Regions from separate parts of the Mus musculus genome. Here region 1 is linked to region 2. The links are chromatin loops, found by intact Hi-C in ENCODE. Cell type or tissue: left cerebral cortex. All regions are shown on one strand. Each heading gives the region's core, and the rest is flanking DNA. Links, peaks and the distances in the headings are about the cores only.

Region 1 (10,670 bases), core at 1,412-9,411, 94 kb before region 2:
AAGAAGTGAGAATTCCAAGGCTGGAGAGACCACTCAGTGCTGAACAGTTACGAGCTGAGCTCTTCCAGAGGTCCTGAGTTAAATTCCCACAGCCATCTGTAATGGGATCTGAGGGCCTCCTCCAGTGTGTCTAAAGACAGCTGCACTGCATAAAATAAATAAATAACATAAAATAAATAAGTAGTACTCACATTCATTCAATCAATCAATCAATCAATCAATAAATAAATAAACAAAACAAATGACAGAGAAACACTGAAATGGTCCATGTCTATTGCTAAGACAGTTGAGATTCTCCCTTGAGGATCACCGCCCAGTCTTCGGTATGTCTCACTCTCTTCGAGTCTCCCTTGAGAAGCTCATACCCACACCTGGATATGTATATGTTTTATTCTTTTCTTAACTTTTGTGCATAAAATCTCTTCTTTAGAGCAGGAGAGATCGCTCAGCATTTAAGAGCATTATCTGCTCTTCTGGGGGGTCCTGAGTTCAATTCCCAGCAACCATACGGTGGCTCGCAACCATCTGTAATGGGATCTGAAGCTCTCTTCTGGTGTGTCTGAAGACGGCTACAGTGTACTCATATGGATACAATAAAAATCAGTCTTGAAGAAGCCCTTTGCTGACTAGCTCCTTCAGCCATGTTCCCCTTCAGCACTTTTTTGCTTTTATTAAAACCCCTACCTCTGCTCCCCACACACTAGTCTTAAAATTCTTCCTGTGTCAAATCCAAGAATCTTGAGTTGGCTTCAGTCACAGTTCCTTCAAGATCACGGGAACTACTAGGGCTGCTAATGGTGCTGAGAGTGATGGCGTGGAGCTGTTCCTGTGTCCCCTCACTGCTGACTGGCCCTTTGTTCCCTGGCTAGTCACAATCTCAGTGATGTTCCAGATGGTTAGGAGACTGGGGGCCCCTGGAGCCACCTGTACTCGGGTCCCAGGAGGAGGGACACTTGCAGACAGTGGTTACTAGCTGGGTCTGAGGTGCATGCTGAAACCCTGGCCCCTTGGGTGGCTGGGGATGGAGGACAGCAAGTTCAAGTTCAAAATGTACTGAGACTGTGTCCCCAAAGAAAACAAAACAAAAGTCATGGTCATTAAAAGACAAGAAAAGAAAATGCAGTCAAAACCTCAGGCTTAAGATTTGCAAGAGAGAGTTTTCTTCCTCTGAGACCTCTGTGGTTGCACACTGAGGCCATAAAGAAAGCCTTGGCCTGGGATCTCCTGGGGTTCCCACGCCCTGTACTACCACCAAACCCACAGCTCTTTTATGTGTTCTACAGCCCTTTATCAGACTTTAAAGATAGCCTTTTGCCTGCAGAGAAAAGGAATTCTTTTGCAGTACTGTTTCACAGCTCTGCTCTTTGCTCCAAGAAGATCAATAAGCTAAGGGGTGTTTAGGGAAACAACCCCTGCTCATTGAATCAGAGAGGGCTTCAGAAAGCAGTGGAAGAGCAAAGCTGCTCTACACACCCTTTCACATCCAAACACAAGTACATATTCATTTACTTCATGTCCTACTTTGTTTCTGATTGCTGTAGAAAGCATGGACTAAGAACAACTTAGGGAAGGAAAGGGTTATTTGCATACAGGTCCCAGTCATAGTACATTACTGAGGGAAGTTAGGGAAGGAGGCAGAAGAAGCTGATGTCTTGGAGGAATGCTGCTCACTGGCTTGCTCCCCATGACTTATTCAGCCTGCCTTCTTATAGAACTCAGGACCACTAGACCAAGGGTAGCACCACCCACAGTAAACTTCGCCCTTTTACATTAATCATTAATCAAGAAAATTGGAGGCCTTTTTCTCCTTTGAGGTTCCCTCTTCTCAGACGACTCTAACTTTTGTCATAAAACTAACCAGGCTAGCTCAGGTTCCTGAAATGAAATGATGATGCTTTCTTTCTTCACAACGTTCCCCTTCTCCAGGAGGTGGGCCACAAAGCAGATGACAACACAGTTGTCCTTGACTGCCAACCTATCTTTTCCAGGCCACCGTGTCCCTTCAGTTTCATTCTCCACCCCACATGAGCAGTAAGTACCACATGCAGCATTAAGGTCCATGTAGAATCAAACAGGAGGAGGGGTGGAGGCAGAGGCTTTGGGTAGAGTGTCTTTGCTGGGCCCCAGTGCCCTGCTCGGGCTAGCTGGGGGGCAGGGGGCAAGTGGAGGGACCAGCACCAGTTCAGAATAGCTCCTCCTGTCCTAAAAAATCAAAAACACAGTGAGGTCAACAATGAGTGCCAATCTCCTGCTGAGTCCATGGTTCTGAAGCTCACTGCAATATGTATGTGTGTATGTATGTATATGTATGTATATATATATGTGTGTATGTATATGTATGTATATATGTATGTGTATGTATGTATATGTGTATGTATATATGTATGTATGTATATGTGTATGTATATATGTATGTGTGTATATATGTATGTATATATGTATGTATATGTATATGTATATATGTATGCTTGTCATAGAATTGCAGAAACTCTTGCCATCCATTCCCTGCCCTCCATAAGAGTGCAACCAAATAAAGCAAAGTTTGATTCACTGAAGCCCAACTTGAGGCCAATTTCTTCACTGGGCTAGCTTACAAAACATGGGTAAGGGGTTACATACAGGAGCACAGATAACTCATAGAAGCTGCGCCACCCGGAAGTCTCACCAGCATTTAAGACAACTTCCCCATAGCTACATAGAAAGCACTCACCCTGCTTCAGTCGACTTTCCAGCCTCTGTGTGCTCTGGCAGCTCCTGGGACAAAAAAGCCACATGCAATTAGGACAGAATTGTATGTAAATGGCAGAGAGGCACAGCTGCAATCTCAGTCAAGGGTCCAGGGGGCTTCCCCACCTCCTGTGAGAGAGAGATTGTCAGCAGTAAGTAAGCCCAATCTGGAGGGTCTTGCACAAGTCATTAAGCTGTCCTGCTGACAACGAATGGCTGTTAGGGTCAGAGAATGTCTTGTACTCAGCTGTTTTCTGTGAACGAAAGTTTCTGGGAAAAAAAACTGCATCTCACACTGAACCTTCTCTACAAAACTAACTGATTCAAACTTCAATGCTGTGGAGAAGCTGAGATGTTGCAGGTTGAGAGCCTGATTACAGTTTATCCTGGGCTATCCTTACCCCCTATGTGTCGGACCTGACACCTTTGGGATGAAAGTGTAAGCTTTCGGGAGACCACTGGCTTCCATAAACCGAAGACCGAGCAAGCTTCTAGTATTGTATGAGGCCGCAGTGGAGCCTTCTCTGCTTGTTTTAATCTGCCCACCTGGTGCATGCCATTCTGTCACTATAAGAACTTCATGAAGCAGTTACCATGCTGGAACATGGGATTTGAGGTAACCTGAATGTGTTCCCAGGTCATGGTCACTTATAGTTTGCTCCAGAATAAAGTACCTCTTTGTGCTTGAGGTGAGGTGCTGTTTTTGCATTAACATTCCCTTTATACACGCATCTGATGGGTTGAGAGCTTCTCCTGAGAACAGTCGTCCTAGATTCACCATCCAATTGGGAAAGCAGATGCAGACAGGTGTTCTTTCCCCATTGCAAATCACGGGCTGATTGAGTGGATTTTCCCTGCTCTGGCAAGTCAGCCCTTGGGCCTTTCCTGTATAAAATCATTGGAAAATACTTTTCTCACGCAGAGAGAGAGAGAGAAAAAAAAAAAAAATACGCACCTCTTACCAGAACTGAAAAGGGGCTGAGAGCTAGTTTCTGGCAGAAACTAACAAGCCTCCTCTAGCTTTTTTTCCACTTTGTTCAATCCAAGCAAAATCTCCCTGTACAAATCAAAGAGGAAACACAGGATGGGTAAGGCTTTGCATTTCAAAGTAGTTTTAAACAGGGCGTGCACTTGAAAAATGCGAGTTAGGGAAATCCTGTCAGCTGGGCTCTCTTAAACAAAGAAAAAGCTGAGGATTTAAACAAGAAATACAAAACACTCTTAAAAAAAAACACACACACAACTTTGCTAAGACCATTAATCAAGGTTGTTGTTGTTCTTAAAACCACATAATTTGTTTGTTTATTTGTTTATTTGTTTATTTATTTATTTACTATGGGGTTGAGGCACATGCCCACCACGGTAAGCATTTGGAGGTCAGACCTCTTATGGGACTTGGTTCTCTACCTCAACTATATGGGTTATAGGGCTTGGCAGACCGCAAGCATCTTAAGTCACCTTTTAGGCTCCTCTGTCAAGCTTTCATTTTAAATTATTCACCTGGTAAGATTGGGTTTTGAAAATCTCGTATTGGGAGACTGATGAGAAAGTTCCGCTCGTAGCCACCCAAACCTGGCAACTTGAGTTTGACTTCTGAAAGGTGTCTTTTGGAGAATTTATTAAATGGTGAATCCAAAAAGCAGGTATAATTTATGTTTTAAAAATATAGAACAGGTGGGGTATGGTGGCACATCTGTAATCATAGTACTTGGGAGGCTGAGGCACGTGGATCAAAAAATGAAGGACTACTCAAGCTACAAAACAAGACTTGTCAGAAACAAGGTATTCATAGTGAAACAGGCTCATCTCCAAACACAACTTCATTTCCACCCATATTTCAAAACTGGTTCCTGCTCCAGAGCGTTTTGCATGCAGTGCCAACGATGACCAGCAGGTGGCGCCATGAGGGCTCAAGCAGGCCGGCAACTAGAAGCGAAAGCTAGGTAAGGTGGTCAGCTCCTACCTCCATATTTACAGCACAGATACCTGCAAAAGGCAAACTGTGTTCTCCTGATTTCTTTCTGTTTAAACATATTTGACATTCCATCTTTTATTAACATGTTCATATCTGAGACAATTCTCTGTACACTGCCACACTGCCTCAGCACAGGGTATCAATCACAGACCCCATAAAAACATTATATATGTCTTAATTGTCTTGAAAACTTGGCAGAGTAATTGAAAGATTCAAAGGTCAAAAAAAAATCTACTTTGTCTTTCTTACTTTTTAGAAAACAGAAACCCAACAACACAAAGATTGATAGGAATACATTTCCTCGTCTCTTCCGCATGTTGTATTATGCAGTAGAGATGTCAAGCTGACAGGATTGTGTTATGTCTTCTGTCTGACGAAGAACATGCCTTAGCATGCCTATTAATTGAGATGCTAACTTATAAAGAAAAGGGCTGACTGGAGAAACCATGAAAGAGTCAACGCTGAGGAAAGCATTTCTGCTGACTGGTAAGAGCCAATCCCAAGACAATACATCACATTGGAACAATCATCCACAGTTTGCACAAAGACCCATGTGAGAGAAGACCAATGGGTGGCTCTTTCTAGAGGAGAGCGAGGCAGGGTTCTAGAGCATTGCTGTCCATAGCATTGGGCTCATTACACCTTCTTAGACTCCACGTAGGAACAAGTCCCAAGTCCACACATAGGGGCAGTTGTTCACCTTGGCAGCAGTAGGTAGCCCAGGTTGGCCAACTCCCTTCCTCTGCCTCCTAAGTGCTGGGATTACCAGCCCAGCTAGCCTAGCTGTGAAATATTTCTTCTAAGACAGGGTCTCACTATGTGTGCTCTCTCTCTCTCCTCGCTCTCTCTCTCTCTCTCTCTCTCTCTCTCTCTCTCTCTCTCTCTCTCACACACACACACACACACACACACACAAACATACAAAGAGAGAGAGAGAGAGAGAGAGAGAGAGAGAGAGAGAGAGACCTGAGAATGTCTCCTAAATACAGCAGTGGAATTAACTGAGATATCCAGGATTATAAACTTGCTGAGTGAGATGAAGCCTCTGTTTCTCCTTGGAGGCGAGCGTCTGGGAGCACTCAGGCAGGCTGTCTCCAGATGTGGGCTCTAGAAGTGAGCGTCTGGAAACAGGCAGGCAAGATGTCTCCAGGTGTGGGCTTAGAAGGGCTCTATGCTGTTCTCTTACTAATCTAGGTTAGTTACTTCTAGGCGATGCATATACTTGTTTCAGTAATAAGGAAAACCATCAGGAAACTTCATTTAAGCCTGGTTTACATAGTCAGGCTAGGCAGGACTACATAGCGAGACCCTGTCTTAAAAGAAAAAAAATAATAATACAGCTGGGCTTGGTGGATGACACCTGTAATCCCAGCATACAAGAGGCAGATGAAGGAAGATCTGTAGGTTGGCCAGCCTGGGCTACATAGTAAGTCCTAGGACAGTCTGAATTATAATATGAAACCTGGCCTGGGGTGGTGGGGTGGTGCTAGAGTGATGACTCAGTTTGAGAACACTGATCTGTTCTTTCAGAGGACCTGGCTTCTATTTCTAGCACCCACATGGCAGTTCACAACCTTCTACCTCTCCAGTTCCAGGGGATCCTGACACCCTCTCCCTATCCTACAGAGGCACCAGACACTCATGCGATATATATGCAGGTACAACACTCATACACTTAAGATAAAGCATTAATTAAAATTTTACTGAATGTTTGGCCCATGTGCTTGTTGACTTTTGCCAACTCAACACAAATCTAGACATATCCGAGAATAGGAAATCTTAATTGAGAAAATGTCTCCATTAGCCTGGACTGTAGGCAACTGTCTAGGGCATTTTCCTGAATGATGATTTATGTGGAAGGGCCCAGCTCAATGGAGGTGGTGCTGCCACTCCTGGGCAGATGGTCCCTGGTGGTACAAGCAAGTAGTCTGAGCAAGCTGTGGGAGCAGTCTAGTAAGCAGCATTTGTCTACGGCATCTGTTTTGGTTCCTGCCTCCAGTTCCTAGTTCCCTCGGTGACGGAGTAAACATAACCTGAGAGTTGTAAACCAGAAACCCCTTTTCTTCCTCAAGTTGCTTTTGCTTATGGTGATTTATCACAGCAATATAAACCTCAAGGAACACAACCATGTAGTTATAACCAAGTAGTAATAAGCAATAGCAGAGTTAAATGCATAGAAGGAAGATATGCATTTTGCATGTATTATAAGCAGAATGAAATCAAATTGTATACATTAATAAAGGAGATACCTAGGTCATAGATTGCTGAGAATCTGGGCAGTAGCCTCTCTGGTTTGATGTGTTCCCTCCTAAATTCAGATGTCCAAATGGAACAGCTAAAGTGGAAGGATGAAGAGGTGAGCTAAGGCCTCGGGTTCTTCCCCTTGGGAATGGGCTGGGATCCTGGTAAGAGCACCTTTGTCTTCCTCTCGCCTTTCTCTCTCTCCCTCCCACAGGTGCAGCCACACAAGACCACGTTGGAAACGGAATGTGGTTCTCATTAGATCCTGAGCCTGCTGGTGCCTTTATCTTGGACTTGCAGCTTCCAGTGCTGTAAGAGATGAATCTCTGTCCTTCATAAATTAACCAGTCAATGGCACTTAGTTACAGTAGCACAGAGGAACCAAAATGAAGGCTAATTTTATTCTTTTCTTCATTTCATGTTTCTACAATGAGCCTGCATTACCTTCAGTATCAAGAAACAATATTTTTAATGAAATAAAAAAATGAGCTAGGACACATGGCATAATCAAAACTCACTCAAAATGGCCTGGAGACTTAAATGTAAACTCTAAATTATAAAACTTGTAGAAGAAATCATTGCTTTGCATTTACCAATGATCTTAGCAGACTGAAAATACAAGTTAAGTAGACTTCATCTGAGCCTTAGACTCTCTTTGAAGGACAGTTACAAATATGAAGCTGGGTGTGCTGGCACACACCTTTAACCCCAGCACTCCATAGGCAGAGGTAGGGGGAATCTCTGAACTCAAGGCCAGCCTGATCTATAAAGCAAGTTCCAGGACAGCCAGAGTTACGAAGAGAAACTCTGTCTTGAAAAAAAAGCACACACATGAACATGTATGCACACACATGTGCACATACACAAACATACATGCACACACATACACACAAATAATATGAACAGATATGTCACCAACCGGAGAAAGTATTTTCAAAACACAACTTGAATCCATCATATTAAGAACATTCTAGAAACTTGGTAGGAGAAGAAAATTCGCCTATAAATGGGCAAACGGTTTGAACAGATGTCACAGATGTGACACAGATGTGTTAGAGGTAGGTGGAAGGTAGAGCGGGGAAAGACAGCGTGCTTAACTGCCGTTAGGGAAAGGGCCAGTTCAAGCTACCGTGAACGCCAACCGCTCCACGTCTGTCTCGGCCTAAGTCAGTTTTTGTTACCAGCCAATCTGAAAGTCCCACAAGCTGATGGGGATGGGGTATTTCTCATGAGCTATAGTGCCCGTGGGGGTGTGGCTTCACTATGAAGACCAGCAAGCAGTTCCTTGTGGGTGAACTCAGTTTCTCATGAAATGTCACTTCCCGGAAATGTCACTTCCAGCTGTCTGCTGTCTGCTGAAGAGAAACAAAAACATAGCTATGTCTGAGAATGTTTATAACACTTTCTTCTTCCTTCCTTCCTCCCTCCCTCCCTCCCTCCCTCCCTCCCTCCCTCCCTCCCTTCCTTCCTTCCTTCCTCCCTTCCTTCCTTCTTTTTTCCTTCCTGTTCTTCCCCTCCCCCTTTTGCTTCCTCTTTTTTTTTAAATTGGGTATTTATTTCATTTACATTTCCAATGCTATCCCAAAAGTCCCCCACACGCTCCCCATTGCTTCCTCTTTTTAAAAGACAGGGTCTCTCAATGTATTCCACACTGGTTTGGAATTTGCTTTGTAGCTCAGGCTGGCCTCAAACTCAAGCCAATCCTGTTTTAGCCTTCTGAGTGTTGAGGTGGCAGGCATGTGCTTCTGTGCCTTTTGTATAACATTTTCTTACTTGCAAAGCTGGAAACAGCCCCAACCACTGGGCGAGGTGATAGGGGTGAGCAGGCTTCATTGCTGCAGTGCGGTACTGCATGGTATCAAGAAAGGCAGGATACAGATACAAACCACAGTGGAGAAGTCCCAGATGCACTGGGCTGAGAAAGACCACATCGGGTATGATTGCATTTGTAAGACCTTCTAGAAATGGCAACAGAAAGACAAAGAGGGTCAGAAGGCATGATCGCTGGAGAAAAGGAAGTTATAAACTGATCCATGCCGGCTGAGGTAGAGCTGTATCCCTCTATGCTTTTTAACAGGACTTGGAGCCAAATTTAAATGAGGCTGGATCCATCTTTTATCTGAGTTTTCATGGCCATTGTAAAGATGAGAATGTTATGGAGATGGGGTGTGGACAGTTGTTCTGGATGCTACTGAAATGCCCCATTAGAACTGGCCAAATGAGGTGTTTTTATGCTGTCCCCCCTCCAAGACACTAATCCTAACTGCTGCTATGTGTGCCACAGTTGCTGGCAAAGCCGGTTTGTCTGACACTCCATGTGTTCCCCACTCCCAGCCTGACTCACATCTTGTCAATCATCAGAAGGCCCAGAGGGAGGCCCTGCCTCGTGCCCCCAGCCTGACTCATCCCTTGCTGTTTCTGCTGTTGTTATAAAATGAGGCACCTGGAATAGTTGTGATGTTGCATCAAGACACTGGCCCAAGTGACTGTGGACACAGTGCTGTGACTAAATGACACCAAGCACAAAGGATGCTGGATCGGCTAGCAGGGCTTTTCACAGCCAGATCTATGACACTTTGAACTTAAACCCTGAGAAGATAAAAATTTATAACCCACAGAATTGAAAAAAAGAAACCATAGTTCCATGTTGACAAAATGTGATATCTGGAGACAGGAATTAATGGACAAGAGAAAACCCGTCACAGTAGCATCCCAAGCCGTGAATAGGATCACAGCTTTGGGCAGCACTGTTTGATGCTTGTAATAAAACCCACAAATTCAGCCAGGAATCTCTAAGGATAAGGAACCTCCTTCATGTCACTCTGTCAGAAGCAGGACATTCTCATGGTCTCGGTGACCACGTGATCCACAGAATCCCCAGTGATCCTCAGAGATCCACAGGACATGTGTTACTCGGGGAGTGAGAACTTCTAGGTGAGAACTGGGCTGATGTCACTTCACTGTGGGATCCAAGCCACCATCCCTATGGTGCCCACCCCCGTGGTGATCAGTGAGGACACTCACACCCATTCTGTGGTGGCACTACTAGCCTAAAACTAGACCAAGCTGGATACATGGAGAAACATCCTGCCAAGTCCTCCGCCAGTGTTCTTTGAAGGAGGCAAGGGCACGGACCACTGAGCTGGATGCAGGACCCATCTTAGCTTAAGTAAGATGTGTAGACTTGACTTCTAAAGGCAGCTTGTGACCATAAGCCAGAAAAACACATGAATGTTCCCACGTTGGTGTATTCTCATTTTGTGATGACATCACAGTCTGCTTCATCCTCCCCCTTCTCTCCCCTCCCCTCTTCTCCCTCCTAATTTGGTTTTCTACTCATCTTTGTTTGACAATTTTGTTGATGTTGTTTCTTGTTCCCAGTGCTGCAAAAGCACTGCTTCATATCTTATGCATGTGTGTGACACTCAGGGTGACATGCTTGTATGGACATTACTCATTGGATGTAGCCAAGTCACTCCACAGTGGTTCCTCTGCAGTGTTTCCAGCACCAAGAACGTCCTCACTGGCACCAGTTGAACATCTCCTCTCTGACATGTGAAACGTGGTTGCTTTTACCTCTTTGTAGTGTGTGTCTCAGCAGCTCCTTATATTACCATCAGTCACTAAGTTTCCTCATCTGTAATCTGTTTTTTGTCTATTTTCCTGTTGGCCTATTTGTATGTTTTTAATAAGAAATTTGTAATATGCAGGGCATGAATCATTTGCT
Region 2 (10,670 bases), core at 1,434-9,433:
AGAGCAGTCGGGTGCTCTTACCCACTGAGCCATCTCACCAGCCCCGTGGTGGTTACTTTTATGTCAACTTAGCACATGCTAGAGTCATTTTGTAAGAGTGGGTCCTAACTTAGAAAATGTTCCTACCAGAATGGCCTGTGAATAAGCTTCCTGGGCATCTTCTTGATTGATGGTTAATATGAGAGGGCCCGGCACACAGTGAGGTGGTGCTACTCTGAGCTAATGCTCTTGGAAGGAAGCAGGCTGAGATTAAATTAATCCAATAAATCTTTCCCTGGATTTCTTTTTTGTCATGGTGTTTTGTAACATCAGTAGAAACCTTAACTAAGGCACTTGGATCAGAAGCCACAGTATCAGTTACATACCAGAGGTATATAAACTGGTTCTCATTCATTCATTCATTCATTCATATATCCTTCCTCCCTCCCATTCTCCCTTTCCTCCCCTTATCCCATCAGATGTCATATAAACATAATTTCTAGTTTATAATCCAGGAAATTTTGAAGATCACTTAAAAACATGTTTAGATATACTTCTAGGTGTTGAATCATCTTTATCTGAAATGGGAAGGGTAGGACCAGAGTTTTTCAAGTTTCAGAGTTTTCTAGTTTGGGGAATGAATAACCTGGATTTTACCCATTGAGTAACCTTAAGCCAAAATTTGAAATCTGCAACATGAAACTTTGAGACTTAGAAAGTTACTGATTTTTCAGACTAAGGATGCTCAAATTGTATGTGCCAGAATATGCTGAGGAACAGAACTGAAACTGGAGTGCTCACACTATGCTCTTACGTGTAAAGAATGTTACATACAATGCACATGATGTGTTTCATTGACTTCATGGTAGAATGGGCATGTCTGTTAGAACTCCTTATTCAGGCTTCTTAAATATCAGCATGGTAACATCGTGTGTAGATAGAAAAAGCTTTTTTGTATTTTATCAAAGTGACGATGTTAAAAAATCCTCTCAGAGCATCAGAGTAGTGATGTGTCTAGCTAGTACCATTTTTGTGTTTGTGTTCTGAGGATGGGCAAGTATGTTTTACATATTCACAGGTTCCTCATTATTGACTGTGCTTTGAGGAGAAGGTATCTTGACGTCTTTTTTGGTAGCAAGAAACTTCGGTTGCCTCAGCTTCACTTGACATAGCTAATGTGATCTGTGGGGATTTCTGTTCTATATCTTTCAATAAATCCTAATGCTTTATTTTGAGAAAGATATAATGCTTACATTTCAAACCTCATTTTAATGCCATTTTTAGCTAATAGGCTTACATGTTTGTGGTAAATGGGAGTGTTTGTTTTGCATTATTCTTATTGTGCACCCAGGTTCAGGCTTGCTCTCTCGATCCCTCCCTCCCTCCCTCCCTCCCTCCCTCCCTCCCCTCCCCTCCCACCACCTGTGTGTTTTGTGTGTGGGTGCACATGTATAGGCCAGAGGTTGATGCTGGATGTCTTCCTCAGTCACATTTCTATCTTAGTTTCTCAGGGTTTATAACTAAATCTGGAACCATTTTAGCTAGTCTGATTCATTGAGTCCTCCTGCTTCATTTCCCCAGCATTGGGCTCCTAGCCTAGGTCTGTGCTTCCACAACCTGGGTTTATATGCATGCAGAGGGTTGGAACTCAGGTCTTGATGCTTAGGAAGCAAGTTCCATTGAGATATCTCCCCAACTCTAAAGTACATTTTTACATTTGTTTGTTGTGTCCGTGTGCTTGTGTGTAAGGTGCATGTAAGGAGGTCAGAGGACAGTTTGCAGGGGTCATTTTTTTCCTCTACCATGTAGGTTCTGGTAGTCAAACTCAGGTCATCAGGTTGGATGTGAGACACTTTGCACCCACTGCCATCTTGCTGGCCTTAGAGCAAACATTTAAAGGCAACAGAAAAAAGTATTTTTTGTGCTATAAAATGGAGTCACATTTAGGGAGAATAGCTAAAATTAATAATAAAACAATAAACAAAAACATTAAGAGGTTTGCATTTATGAGGAAGATTGTTTTCTAAATTTTATTTTTAATTATATATGTACATGTATATGTACATGAGAGTACAATGCTAACAGAGGTCAGAAGAGGACATTGGATCTCTATAGGTGGAGTTACAAGTGATTATGAGCTGCTTACAGTCATCATGCTAGAAACCAAACTCAGGTCCCCTGTGACAATAGAAAGCATTCTTAACCACTGAGTTAAGAGTTTAAGAGTTGAGAAATACTGGGTTATTTCTCATGGATGAGGTGATACTACATGAAAAGAATTTGATATTTATTATTTCATTTTAGAGCACTTTGTGCTCTTTTTCTTCTTTGAGTAGCAGTTCCTTTGATACAGATTTTAGCTGTCTCAGCGACTACACTAAAGGACAGTGAGATGAGGTCCTTTTCCTTCATCTCTCAGTTCTGCTAGTAAAATACACTACTGAGAATGAGCGAGTTTGTTGGTTAGTTTCGTTTTCTTTGGGTGCTTTGTATAGAACGTAGGGCCTCACTTTGGTGGGAGAGGAACACTATAGCATTGAGCTGTAACCCATCCTGAAAGTAGTTATTATATAAGAGAATCAGCTATATCATTTTTCTTTTAATAATTTGATTTCTTAAAACTAATGTTCTTCTGCTATCTCAGATTGCTCACTTTTGTTAAGGCACAAATTGAATTTTTTTTTTTCTATTTTTGAAGTAAATCGCCTCATAGCTGTTGATTAGGGTTGTGTGAAGTAGATAACAAATAATAGCATCTTTCACAAATGCCATGGATGTCCAAAATAGACATTGTCTTTTGGATTTCTGAAAGTGAAAGTCAACAGTTATGTAGATTTGAATAAGTCTTGAGGCAGTGTTATGGCTCTCTAGTTATATTAAAATCCTGAATTAATTTTTTGATGCTGCATTTTGATTCTTGATTAATGGCAAATCCCTTTTTATGGAATATCATTTATATTTACATATAGATATTTATCTTCATCTATGTGCATACTTAGGCAATAGAAAGAAGTAGGCTGACCACAGGAATAATTGCTAAGTTTGGGATTATGTGTATGTTTTGAAGCCTACATGGTGTTTTTCATCTTGTTTTTCATTGTTCTTTAGGGCCCTCCAGAATTTCCACAGCACACACCTGGACCTGTTCCCAACAGTTTTAACCAGCCACCTAGACTTCCTCTCCAGGACCAGTGGAGAGCCCCACCCCCACCTCAGGAACGAGACCCTTTCTTCTTAGGAGGTACATGAAGGGATGTAATGGGCACAGGATGAAGTGACAGAAGCTGCATTGAATGATGTACCTATGCAGTTACTGCTAAAACAGAATTTGCCTCCCACTAGAAGATGTATTACAGTGATTCTACCAGTCATCTCAGTGGCTAAAATTAAACAGTAATTGGATCTGAAATATGACAGTCTTTTACAAAGAAGGCATGGTTTATAGAAAACAGCTCACAAAATCATGCCAGGATAGCTAAATCTAGGACTCTTTATAAAATACGACACTAACACTTGAAAATAGTGAGGCAGTTCCTGAAAACACTCATTGTAAATGTCACTTACTTCCTTGGATAGAGGTATGCGAGAAGAGCATAACCTAAGCTGTATGAATACAGGGCTTGGGCTGAGCTCAGAGCATTTCTTTCTCTGTGTAGGCCTGAGCCTGAGGCTTCTAACCTCTCTGTACAGTCTGATCTTCCAAGCTGACTGTAGATCTGCCGTCTTGTGCTTCTGGCTGAATGGCTCTACTTGGCCTCATAACTAACTTTGGCAATGCATTCTAATCTTCTGGCTCTTTCTCACTCTCTGTCTTGTTCTGTCTTTACCTGTGTCTAGCTTGTTCTCTCTGCAGTCTGTCTCTTCAAAAAACTGCCACACACTCACCACCCACTTTCCTCCTCAGTGCTCTTAAATAACCTGTCTTTCCTGTCTGTTCTTTGTGAGTTGAGTGTATCCTGTCTCTCACTCATTCTGTCAGTCTTTCTCTAATCCATCACTTTGCCCCTCAATTAGATGTCACTTTCAAAACATGGCTGCTCCATTCTACACACTAACCTCCTCTTCATTTTTAGGGATTAAAGGTGTGTGCTAAGGGTGTGTCCATACTCTAGCCAGGTCCTACTGTAATCCAGTAGGTATCAGCATTCTGGAGAGACCCTGCCTTAGCATGTGATCCTATGCCACAGCAGCCATGTTGCTGGATTAAACTTCCTCTATAGCGTATCTAAGAAGTGTTTCTAACTTGAAGGTAATGAATCACTATTCAGTTTCAGGTGAACCAAGATTCCCCAGTCATCTTTTTTTGGAACAGCGAAGTCCTCCTCCACCGCCGCCTCCTCCCACGCTCCTGAACAGCAGCCATCCTGTTCCTACTCAGAGTCCCTTACCGTTCACTCAGCCTGGACCAGCTTTTAATCAGCAAGGACAGCAGCCAGTGTTCCCTCGAGAGAGGCCTGTAAGACCAGCCCTGCAGCCCCCAGGCCCAGTGGGGATCCTGCACTTTAGCCAGCCAGGGTCAGCAACTGCCAGGCCTTTCATTCCTCCTAGACAGCCATTTCTACCCAGCCCGGGACAGCCATTCCTGCCTACACATGCACAGCCTAACCTTCAGGTATGCACATGAGCTAGCCTTGAAGGAAACCATGCCTCTATGGTGCTAAGTCTTTGTGTTTCATGAAAGAGAAGTTTCGGGTTTTGTTTCTGCTAACTTACAGTTATGTAAATGATAGGAGTAGTAGTCTTAAGTATACTGTTCATATAGCCAGCTCTTTTGGACAGTATTGTTTACTTCCTTAATACTAGGAAATGTGATAAAGTGATTCTTGTTTTCTAGGAACTGAACTTGGAATTTTAAAAGCGATGTAAGACCACTAACATTTAAAGTATTTAAAGCCCTGATAGTTTATCTTGTGTAATGCTTTTTTAGCATCCTATTCCTGCTCAGGAGAAACAATGGCCTTTCTTGGTGGGGAGAAAAAGTGTGCTCTTTCTCACTCTTTATATGACAGACTTGTGCGCCCTCTGCTGGTAGGCATTTACTGGCCAGTATAAGAATTGTGACATTTTTCCTATCATTCATATATATATCTTAATTATCAAGATGTATAGTGATCACGTGAGTTGCAAAGGTATTCCTTAATTCCAGAACTTGGGAAGTATTGTGTACTCAAAAAAGGTGGAGGGAGAGTTGGTAATAATATACTTGTCTCAACTATTTGGATACCCAGAGAATACAAGAATGTCTATTTAGAGACTAGAAAGATGGCTCAGTCATTAAAAGCATTTGCTGCCTCTCCAGAGGATGGGATCCAATCCCCAGCACATACGGGGTGGCTCACAATCATTTGTAACTCGCGTCCCAACGGATCCAAAGTCTTCTGGCCTTGGTAGGCATCAGACATGCCCAAGGTACATAGACATACATTCACCTAAAACATCCATACACATAAATAAACTATTGAAAAGTATATCTAAGCTGGCAGATAGCATAGCAGGTAACAACGCCTGCAGTCAAGCCTGATCACCTGAGTTTGAGCCCTGCAGCTTACATGATGGAAAGACAGATCTGACTCTAGCAAGTTATCGCCTCGGGCACATGTTCATGTTCATACTTATATACTCACATATATACATAGCTAGTCAAGCAACACGTAAATGACATAAAATTAAAAAGAATATACATTTAAGCTAGAAAGAAAAGATAACTATTTACAGTGTTCAAAACGGGTTAAATATTTTGATTTTTTAAAAATAAAAATAGAAATAATTTCTCCTTTGTTATAGAAATATTAGAAGATAGGTGAATCTAAAGAAATTAATAATTCCGTTACCATACAGCAGTTGCCGCTATGAACATGTAGTTGGAAAGCCTTGTGTCCTTGTGTCTGTACTTTCCCCTTGTAGACCCTTTGAGCATGCTGGGGGAGGTTGCCATTTATGATGACGCATATGCTTAGGCGAGCAAAGGTAGTGTAGTGTCAGCAGCCAATTGCTGCATTTATGATGGTGTTAGTTCTCCACATAAGCTTGTTCTCATGCTGGGTTTTTAAGGAAACCATTGCATTGAGATCTCCCTAGCACATTTATTAATAAGCTGTTGTTTCTCTTTCTTTTGTAATGGAAGGGACCCTTGCATCCTCCGTTGCCACCACCTCATCAACCACAGCCCCAGCCGCAACAGCCCCAACAGCAGCCCCAGCATCACCAGCACCAGCCGCCCCTTCAGCCTCCCCTCCAGCCTCCACACCAGCCTCCCCCACAGCATCAGCCTCCCCCTCAGCATCAGCCACAGCAGCACCAGCATCATCATCACCTTTCTGCTCCTCCCCCTCCTCTGATGCCCATGTCTCAGCCGCAGTTCAGGCCGCATGTACAGACTGCCCAGCCACAGCCCAGCAGCAGTCGGATGCAGTGTACCCCACATCAGGGGCTCCGGCATGTGAGTAACAGATATGGGTTAACTTGCAGGTTTTATGGGACATAATTTTTGAGTTAGATAATTTTTAGAGTATTTTGCAAAAAAAATTTAATTATAGATATTAACTTACCCTTTTCTGAGCCTTGAGTTTTCTGTAGTGATTAGATAGTACTGTCATTCTTTCAGTGCAAGGGGTTTAGCTTTTTATATAGATTATCGGCCCCTGTGGGTCCTGATTCAGAGCTTCCATTCAGTTATAGGAAATTAACTTATATTTGTTGGTGGTGTTACATTTTACATATGGTCTTGTCATCCATTGAAAGGAACTGGGAACTAGTAGGCTGGTATGAGAGTAAGATGTAGCTCCCTTCCATTGTCTTGTCTCACAATATCCTAACACAGTTCCTTTCTATGAGCCTGCGTCTTAGTCCTGTACTTTTATTCTAATAGTTTGAGGAAGTCAGTGAGTTGCTTTGAGCCTGTTTTCCTAATCCTGCCTCTTTATATCGTAATATGACTTGAACAAAACCTTTAAGGGATTTCTAGATAGAGGAGAGGCGTGTGTAGTCCTGTTTCCTTGTTAAGGTGATGCCAGAAGCGCAGTTCCTCTTTGTCTCAGCCATCTCTGATCCTTGACATGTGGGTTCTCTTCTCAGGCATGTCTCTTCTTGTGAAATAACTTTGTGGCACCTTTCTCCTCCAGAAAGCTTTTTATAAGATTAAAACAGAGCGTTGGGTTCTCCTGTTCCATTTTAAACGTAGGTAAAGTAGAAACAATGTGCCATTGATACAGTTGGGTCCTTGAGGCAGGCAGAGTGAGGTGTTATTTATTGCTTGGCCCAGAATGCTGTTAAAAATGTTAGTCCATATAACGAAAAATCACTGGGTTTGACTTTTGTAAGTGGAAGCTGTATCTTTATGGAACTGAGTCCTAAGCATCAGGGCACACAGCAATACACAGCACACAGCATAAAAAGTATTTGCCAAACAGTAAGGGGGTTACCTCTCAGAAAGGAAGGCAGTTATTGATGACAGTGATCACTTGTTGTTTTACTCACTCATAAACTTGTGTTTCTTTTTGTGACAGAATGCAGCATCTCAGAATATAAGCAAACGGCCCATGCAGCAGATGCAACCCACTGCTCCCAGGAACAGTAATCTCCGTGAACTCCCCATAGCACCTTCACATGTTTTGGAGATGAGTGGTAACCGATGCTCCTCTACACCTGTTGCTCAGGTGAAGTCCATTGTCAACACATCCCCACCTTGTAGGGCTGTGGTGTCTTCCAGGAGCTCACAGGGCAATACTGATGCAAAAGCCAAGCCACTTAGTCCTGAAGCTCAACCTAAGGAAGAAGCAAAACCAGAAGCAGAGGTAGGACGCCTTCCCGGGGTGCATTGTCTCTGGAGTAGAGTCCTGAGCACCAGTGTATTCTGCTTAGTGCACTCATGCAAGGATTATATTTGTACAGTTATTGTTGTATTATATAGAATCAATATATATTCAGGTTTAGCAGATGTTTTCTGTAAAAGACCTCCAAGTTCTATAAATGTTCTAGACAATCATAGTTACTTACTTCACCATTGTGGTACAAAGTGCTTTATAATAGTTCTTACAGGAACAGATGCGTTGAATACCAGTAAAACCTTACTCACAAAACCATGTGGTTCTGTGGCTTTACTTATATTTAGTAATTTAGAGTAGGTGTGGGGTAATAAATGTGGATCAGTATTTTATATGATTTTCACTTCTTACAAACCTCAACTTTCTTACCTGTTAAGTGAGGATGAAATAAGGTAGGGTGTACCTGGGAGCTGGGCACAGATAAGTACAGCACATGTTGAGTGGACTGATTATTACGTTGTTCAGTGTAATGATAGCAAGAATTGAGGGAATTCATCCTTCTTAAAAAAACCAGTTAATACTGTTTTAACCTTTTAATTAGGCTTTCATCATTCAGGTTTTTTTTTCTGATAAGTGATTCTGATGGTATTAATTGTATCACATCAAAATTAGGAAGTCAGAATGTTTTGGATGGCATTTAATAGACATATTAAAAGTTTGATATGCGGGTTCCATAATCGGTGCATGAAAGAAGACTAACTCTACTGGACTGAAACGACATGGTTTATAAAGAGCCTTTGTGATCTGGGTCTTGGGTTGCAACCTTGTAATCTCAGCTACTCTGAAGGTAGCCATCTTATCTTCTCTTGAGCTTTTAAGTCGGTGAGACAGACTAAACCTTCAAGTTTAAAATAAAGGCCCAACCTAGTCGGCCATCAGTGGGAGGAGAGGCCCTTGGTCTTGGGAAGATCATATGCCCCAGTACAGGGGAATGCCAGGGCCAGGAAGTGGGAGTGGGTGGGTTGGGGAGCAGGGTGGGGTGAGAGCATAGGGGACTTAATGGGGACTTAACTTAATAGGGGACTCACTTAATCTCAGCTATTCTGAAGGTTAAGTGAGGCAGGAAAATCAGTAGTTCAAGGCCAGTGTGGGCAACTTAGATCCTTCTCAGAATTAAATAATAATAATAATATAATAATGTGATATATATCACTATATATGTGTGTGTGTGTTTTCCCCCTTCCGCAGTGGTAAAGCTTTGGCCAACATTCACAAAACCCTGTGTTCAATCTCAGCAAACCCCTCTCCCCCCAAACCTAAATAAAATGTCCTCCCCTCCCCTTTCTTTTCTTTTCTTTTCTTTTCTTTTCTTTTCTTTTCTTTTCTTTTCTTTCCCCCCATCCCCCAATCTTTTGATAGTGCCTTTGGGTTATATAGCTAGCTTTTTAGTCTGGTTCACATACACATTTCTTTTATAATAACAGTGACTTAATAATAAAAGGAGACCAGGAATTCTGGAAATTTATTACAGGCAGGCAGATAATTTATGAAAGCAAAATAGAAAGTTGACAGATTGCAATGGTATAGGTTGAATGCCTTAATTTGTTTTTGTTTAGTGTGTGTGTGTATGTGTATATGTATACATACATATATACACACACACACATATACATAAATGGAACCAAGCTTATATTTCTCTTCTTTGTAAAGGAATATATTTATTTTGCTTAGCTAAAGGTGACTTACTGACTTGACTTAGATTTATTGAGTTGGTAATGGTACAGTAAAGGATAAATCTAGAGTATTTTTATCTATATCTCTGAACCTACTTTAACCCTTTCTTGACTGCTTGGGAAACAAATGCAGAGGAAATCACTCCTATGTTAGGAAGTGGTGCATTTGGGTCTTAGTACAGTTGTTGCATTGTGGGCTTCCTCATCATGCCTGCTGCAGTAGCAACCCCTCACCTACCTACCTACCTTGTTTGAAGTGTACCTAAGACTTTGACATGCAACAAGAAGTCAACAGCGTGCCCACTCAACTCTACCTCTATGATTGTCTTACGTTTCTAATTCTTGAGACTTATGGAAATAGGTAAGATTTGTAACTAGGTGAATTGTTGATAGATTGAATCTTCAATAAAGAATTTTATGGATAGATTATTTTATAAAACATTTAAGTTTTTAAGCTTTCTTCATTGGATTCTTTACTAAAAAAGAAAATCACTAGACATTTGAAAGGAATTCTCTGTATAGACTTTGAGTGTAGTTTGGGTCTGGGATATTCAGGGCATTCATGTAACATTAATATTCCAATACTGTGATTGGCAGCATTCTGATTCTGAGGAGGGTTCGTGAGTTCAAGGTCAGAAAGATTGACTTGAGCTATTCATTATAACCAATTATTCTGTGACAAATGAGTTTGAGATCAGGCTGAAAATTCCCTACGAAAAATCAATAGTTCTAATCAGGGCCTTTCAGGTCATTTACACCCCACCTTTTGTTGGTTTGTCAGGGAAGAGCCAGATAAAATCCCTGTGACAGCAGGGACTATATGGCTATTGCCATTTCCATTTGAAACATATTTTGATATCTTAAATGAATAGTTTAATTGGTTTCAAACTTGTAAATGAGTAGAAATTTACATTATTTCATTTTTAATATTCTGATAAGATTTTCCAAATTAGGTTTAGCTGTATAATTCCCCCCCCCCCCCCAGAGGAAAGAGTTAAACTTCTTGTTAAGCAGATTTCTGAATGCCTTCTTTCAAATACTGAGTTGCAAGGTTTGGGGGAAAATTCATTTGTTTGAAATGGCCACCCTACCACATAAAGCAAAGTGAACTGTGTTTTCCATTTTAGTTTCCTGATGAAGATGAAGAGACAAGGTTATATCGCTTAAAGATAGAGGAGCAGAAGCGCCTGAGAGA

Evidence for each region. A loop is a pair of places that touch in the nucleus more often than their neighbours do. Peaks named below come from ENCODE experiments on the same cell type or tissue, not always from the same donor. Only the 100,000 strongest peaks of a DNase experiment are listed, where the experiment ranks them.
Region 1: a loop joins it to region 2, with 12 times the contacts of the local background. A loop is called at or near these places in 20 of 42 quality-filtered maps.

The regions. Positions count from the first base shown.
Region 1 is chr5:28,289,574-28,300,243 of GRCm38, forward strand. It overlaps Gm35524 (a long non-coding RNA gene), which reads right to left and starts at 3,612. Exons shown (of 4, transcript XR_880911.2): 1 at 3,402-3,612; 2 at 2,711-2,754; 3 at 1,859-2,202; 4 at 1-145. It overlaps Gm35602 (a long non-coding RNA gene), which reads right to left. Exons shown (of 5, transcript XR_003955879.1): 5 at 7,797-8,295. In left cerebral cortex, for the core only: a CTCF peak has its summit at 4,616 (motif pointing right); a DNase peak (open chromatin) is centred at 4,617.
Region 2 is chr5:28,383,400-28,394,069 of GRCm38, forward strand. It overlaps Rbm33 (RNA binding motif protein 33), which reads left to right. Exons shown (of 19, transcript NM_028234.1): 11 at 3,088-3,220; 12 at 4,248-4,591; 13 at 6,104-6,418; 14 at 7,485-7,772; 15 at 10,603-10,670. Among named protein-coding and RNA genes, the nearest start is that of Rbm33, 72 kb to the left of the region's middle. In left cerebral cortex, for the core only: a CTCF peak has its summit at 5,012 (motif pointing left); DNase peaks (open chromatin) are centred at 3,448, 3,822, 4,339 and 4,995; H3K27ac peaks cover 254 bases.